2 separate regions of the Mus musculus genome follow, and region 2 is linked to region 1. A link is a contact called in ENCODE Hi-C or POLR2A ChIA-PET data. All regions are on one chromosome and are shown on one strand. Each heading gives the region's core, a stretch centred on a gene start or an enhancer-like site at or near the end of the contact. The rest is flanking DNA. Distances are from core to core; before and after follow the strand shown. Region 1 holds the start of Mgll (monoglyceride lipase). Region 2 overlaps Mgll (monoglyceride lipase).

The links. Hi-C counts contacts between places; a loop is a spot of excess contacts on that map. ChIA-PET counts read pairs that join two places held with the same protein, here RNA polymerase II (POLR2A).
Region 2: a map of heart shows a loop between it and region 1 (4-fold over the local background). The contact joins the enhancer-like site here to the promoter of Mgll in region 1. A Hi-C loop is called at or near these places in 13 of 37 maps with a recorded cell type or tissue (CH12.LX, T-helper 17 cell, gastrocnemius and 2 more). POLR2A ChIA-PET finds 5 or more read pairs at or near these places in 2 of 5 experiments (Patski and embryonic stem cell).

The regions. Positions count from the first base shown.
Region 1 is chr6:88,723,033-88,725,732 of GRCm38, forward strand. It overlaps Mgll (monoglyceride lipase), which reads left to right and starts at 1,380. Exons shown (of 8, transcript NM_011844.4): 1 at 1,380-1,539; 2 at 2,669-2,700. The coding sequence starts at 2,689. All of the region lies in intron 2 of Gm26588 (a long non-coding RNA gene), which reads right to left.
Region 2 is chr6:88,760,738-88,763,437 of GRCm38, forward strand. All of the region lies in intron 2 of Mgll (monoglyceride lipase), which reads left to right. Among named protein-coding and RNA genes, the nearest start is that of Gm26588, 19 kb to the left of the region's middle. Within about 2 kb of position 1,399, at least 1 of the 3 ENCODE cell types and tissues checked has a DNase peak (open chromatin) inside an H3K27ac peak, as active enhancers do; it is heart, where a contact is called at or near this core.

The DNA of each region.
Region 1 (2,700 bases), core at 130-2,629:
AAAGCCTGAGGAGATGGGTGTGGGTTGGGGTCATCCTTCCTCTGCAGCTGTCACTCACAGGTGGCAGGCATAGGACACAGTGGACAGGCTGTAAATTTAGTGCTGGATTCCAGACTCCACAGCCACATAGGCAGCTGTGCTAGTGGGACCTGGATCCTGGGGCACCTAGGGGAAATGGTTTCATGCAGTGTGTGTGTGTGTGTGTGTGTGTGTGTTTGCTTGCAGTATGTCTGCTTCCTTCTCAGAGCTCTAAGCGCTTGTGCGTGAATGTCACGCATCTTTAGCTCTCTGGGTGTATATGGTGTGTTGTTTTTCTCTGTTGTGAACAAAAACATGGGGAAAGGAGCTACTTCTGCTGCTGAGGCGGAAAACTAAAGGGAAGCTGTGTCTGCTGAGATTAGCTGGCTGATTAAAGTTTCAGTACTATGGAGAGGTTGGAATGTTCCAGGTCCAGAGGCAAATTACTTTATTTTGGGCTAAGTTCGGGCCCTCAGGAACAGCCATTTCTTTCTTGCCCCTCTTTGTTAGAACTAACTTCTTGAGGCAATAGATGAACACTGTTTAACTATTGATTTAACACGATAGTTAGCTTCTACAAATCCAAAAGTTAGCAATGCTATCAGATAGCATTTTGAGCCTATAGGAACACTTTCCCATTTCACTGTTACCTGACTCTCTGTTGTACCCACCAATGTATTTTAAACTTGCCTTGATATACGGCTTTATCTGTTCTGTAAAACTATTTTAAAAACAAAACAAAACAAAACAAAAACCAAAAAAACCCAAAAAACTTCCCGAAACTGCTTTCACATAGGAACATGGAATTAGGGGTAACTTAAATCTGTGTTTCCAGCTCATGGTCATTCAAAATGGCTCCAGAATAATCTTTTCCCCTGTAAGATGAGAGCTGTGGTTTCTGCGCTGACACTCACTGTGTGTGTGGTGTGTTGTTTTTATCTGTGTGCATGGTGTCTAGGGCGTGTGCGTCCATGCTGTGTGTTTGTATTCATGTAGTAACTGTGACATTCACTTGTACCTCTGTGTGTAGTTTGTATCTGGGGAAGGGTCCTGAGGATGTGTCCTTGTGGGTGTGCCTACACCTGTGCTATCTGAATGTGGGTCTCGCACGTGTGCAACTGTAAACATGTGCATGCAGTTCTAGTGAGCGTGTTTCTGCTCCGGGGACCAGTGTGAGGGTCTGTGTTCTCGACTGTGCGCATGGGCTGGAAGGGCCCCATAATTCGGTTCAGTGCCCCGTGAAGGTCCCCCACGCGGCCAGGAAAAGCGCGAGGCAGGTCGGCGGGCGATGCCCCGCTCCTCCCCGGGGGCCGGGCACACGTGGGGCCCCGGCGCCGCCTCCCCGCGCGTCCCCACCCAGCGGGCCGCCCCCGCCGCCGAGCGGCTGGGGATAAAGTGGCGGCGCAGACGCCGCGCCCTATCGCTGCGCAGCCGGCCGCGCGCAGTAGTCTGGCTCTAGCCCGCCGCAGACCCGGACCCGCGTGGTGCTCGGGGAACGTGACAGCGGCGCTCGTGGCCCGGGTAACTGCCTCCCGCCCCTGCCTCAGGATAGGAGCCGCCGCCAGGGGTCCCCTGCGCGCGTGTGCGTGCGCACGAGTGTGCGCGCGTGTCAGCGTGTGCGCGTGAACGCGCCCCTCGCGCCCTCGCACCAACCCCCAAACAGACTTGTGCCCGTCAACTGCATCTTCCCAGACCGGTGTGGGAACAACGGCCAGGTCCACGTCCTGTGTGGCGTGCCGATGACAGCCGCGAGGTTTCCTTCCCTAAGCGGTCGCGGGCGGGCAAGAGGCAAAGTTTGTCGGAGAATCGGGGTGACTTTGCTCGGGGACCCGCATCTGCGCGAATGCGCGGTGCCGCGGAGCGCGTCTCGCAGCAGCTCCGGGCTGGGGACCGGCTGTCCCTCGCTCCCGGAACCCCTTCAGGGGTGTGTTCTGGAAAAGTGGCGACATGAGCTAGAGCTGGAGCAGCAGGAGGGAGCAACTCGCACCCCTGCAGCCCAGGCGGGGAGGGCGCGGACCCCGTGGTGCTGCCCTGCGGCCGCGATGAGGGAACAGCCCTCGTTTGCCTGGCGCTGATACTCGAGGCTGTGGCGGTAGTGGAATGCAAAAGCCAAGACTAATGGAAACAGGTTTGTCATGGCATCTTTGGCATTCAGAAGGGAAAAATCGCTTGGGGCGCGTCACCTACTTATTATGCCCCCTGAAACCCGCACAGTGGAGATTTTAGGAGAGATGGGTCCTTGCAGCTGGGGCTTTGTACCCACGGAACTGACTGTAATTTCCGCTTGATTACAGCTAAAATAGTCTTTAAGATGAAGTTTCCTGAGATGATTTAAAATAAACACAGATGGGAGGGGGGCTATACTGAGGCACTTTAAAAAAATAAAGTGAGCATTTTCTTAAGGACAAACAGGACTTTTCAATCTTGAAGGGGTTTGCAAGAGATGTATGTAATTTTAAAATATATATATCAAATTGGGGTTTGGTGGGGTTTTTTTTGTTTGTTTGTTTTGTTTTTTGTTTTTTGTTTTTTGTTTAATTGCCTAGAAAAGAAGCCACAGCCACAGTCCTGACTCAAAAAAGGCTTTCTTTCCTCCCATATGGACATAAGTGTATTTCTGACTTTAGAATATGTCCACCTTTCTTCCAAGGGCCTAAAGACCCCTGCAGGATGCCTGAGGCA
Region 2 (2,700 bases), core at 149-2,648, 38 kb after region 1:
GCCCGGCCATCATGTCTAAGTAGGGCTCTCCTGCCTGCTCCCTCCTTGTGCTCATATGTATGTATGTCTTCCCCTGCTGAGCATCCTTCCTGCTAGACTAGGAGCTGGGCGCAGGCAGGGGCAACATTATGCACTCATCTCAGAGTCCCCAGAGTCTGGCTCTAACAAGTTCCCAGCCACTCTTCTGGGCCATTAGGTACCACGGTGACCTCTGCCTTATGAAGCAGAGTCCCTTCATTTCTCTGTCCATGATGACGGTCAAGGGAGTCAGTGGACTTCCCTGGGCTCGTGAGTGACTACCGGCAACCAAACCAAAAGTGACTTTTCTTGGGGGAAATGTGAACAGACATGTAAATGGAGTGCCTGCAAGAGGTGGAGTCCAGCGTGGTGAGCCGGGGCGGGGTGAAAGGCGTGTAGGGGACCTTCAAACAACTGCATCGCCAAAAAAGTCTCCTCCTGATGAACGACAGCCTCATGGATGCTGCATACATATGGAGCTCCCTTTCAGGGAGCTAGCCACTGTACTCAGGCACTTCCAGAGGCAATGTGTCTGGGGCAGAACCATATGCAGCTGTGGGGCCATAGCAGGAAGGTTCTAGGCTCTGGGGCCAGGGAGGGCAGGGAACGGCAGCTACTCTGATTTCAACACTGCAGCAGCCACCACATGGGCCCAGAGGGCATTGCACTACAACACTGGGCTGCTCTCCCAGCCGCCAGGATGACAGTGACTGCATTTCTCAGTTTTTCAAGCTCTGTCGCAGATTCCTTCAAGCGGAAGTTTAACTCCAGTGTTCTGCAAGACTCCAAAGAAAGCAGCTTCCAAGTGGCAGCAGCTCCCGGGGGGTGAACACGAATGTTCCACCGGCAATCCTGGAGCTAGGGGCTGGCCTGTGAATGGTCATACAAAAAACCCTTCGTTTTGAATGATCATGCAAATAGCAGAACCACGGGCCAGGGGCATACGACCACTGGGCTGAGTGGGGCATACAGAGGGAGATGGGAGGGAAGGAGGGGCAACATCATCAGGTGTGTCTGTGAAGGGGCAGTACCACGAAATGGGCAGTTGGCAGGGGTCACAGATGCGGCCCTGGGCTGGCTTTGGGGCTTCTGGGAGGTCCTGCTTTCGCCTGCATTCTAAACCCAAGGCTGCCATGACAGTGAGATCTGGGCCAGGTGTGTGGGAGGAGTCCTCTTGCTAGATGTCAGGTCGCCTACTCCTCCACTGCGCTTGGGCACTGACATCTCAATTGAGAAGATGACAGGCAGGGCCTCTGTAGTGACAAATGGCGAGGATAAGAAGTACTGGAGGGGCCTCATGAGTCAGAAAGCTCGGGGTGGAGATGGAGAGGTGAAGACAGGGAGGCGAGCAGGAGCCTCGGTAGGTGCAGCTGTGCAGGTGGGAGCACACACTATAAGAATGCACTTAAGTGTGTAAGCCGGCTCAAACCTGGCTAAAAGAGGGAACGGTGGGCTGTCTTCTGAACCGAGTGTCCAGGGACATCCATTAAGAGCTGAGCACCAGCCATGGGGAACGTGTCTATCCCTAGGAGGTGGCCAGACATGAGGCTACCCCAGCTAAGCATTTGGTAGCATGCCCTGATTGACATATCTGAGAACCAGGAAGGAAGCTAAATAAAGGTCGCTAATCAGTAAAGAAGTGGAAGAAGGTCGTGATGTTTCTTCTCAAAAGAGCTTTAAGCAGTGCAGCCTGACTTAACTTTGCTTAGACAGACAGACTTGGACTCAGTGAATACTAACGTGCAGGTGTGTGTGTGTGTGTGTGTGTGTGTGTGTGTGTGTGCGTGTGTGCATGCGCGTGTCCAATGTGCTAACTTGACAGAATGGGGTCCATGCCAGATCTGAAACCCTAAGCTATGGAATGCTCACTTGCTGTAGTGAGTCTGAGCATGCCCACTGGGTGAGTCTGAGCATACCACTGGGTGAGTCTGAGCATGCCTACTGGGACGGGGGGTGGGGGGGTGGGGGGGATAGAACTTCTGTGGAGCTGGCAGGTGTGCAGAACTCATTGACCTTGCTCCCATTATGGGCAGCCCCGCAGTCCGTTTCTTTCCAAGAGGTGACAGCAGCAAGCTCCTGCAGGCTCCACGCCTTTGTGGAGAGAAGCCATAGCTCACCCAGCAGACACTTTGGGAATGCTGTGACTTAAAAGCAGCTGCTCAGAGGAGTCTCGGGGAACCTCTGGGCAACATCTGGGCCATTGACCTGAGCAGGTGCTTCTCAGCCTTGGCTGTGCATGAGCCACGAGGAGCCTCTCCAGCTCCAGACCCGTGGTCTCTGGAGAGGGATCCGCATGCCTGTGGTTTTAGATGCTCCCCAGTGATCCTTAGTTAGGGCTGAGGTTAGAAAAGGCTGCAGTGAAAGGAAATGGCTCAGAACAAGTGTCTTAAGCCTCTGTCACGTATTGATCAGGGGGGTGGATACTATCAGGGTGTCAAGCTGGGCATGACAGTGATAGCTCTACTGCTATTTCTGACCCCAAATGACCACCCATGAAGTCCCCCAGTGTGGCCCATAGCTGTATAATGGAGACAAAACATTTGCAAAATCTAGCCTGACTACTTTTCTGTTAGTGACTATGGGCTGAGTCACCACAGAAGCCCATGGTCCCAAAGATAGGTACCCCCGAGCCAGTCCTTGGGAAGTAAAATCCTTGTGAAGATGGGGGATGTTGGGGTCTGA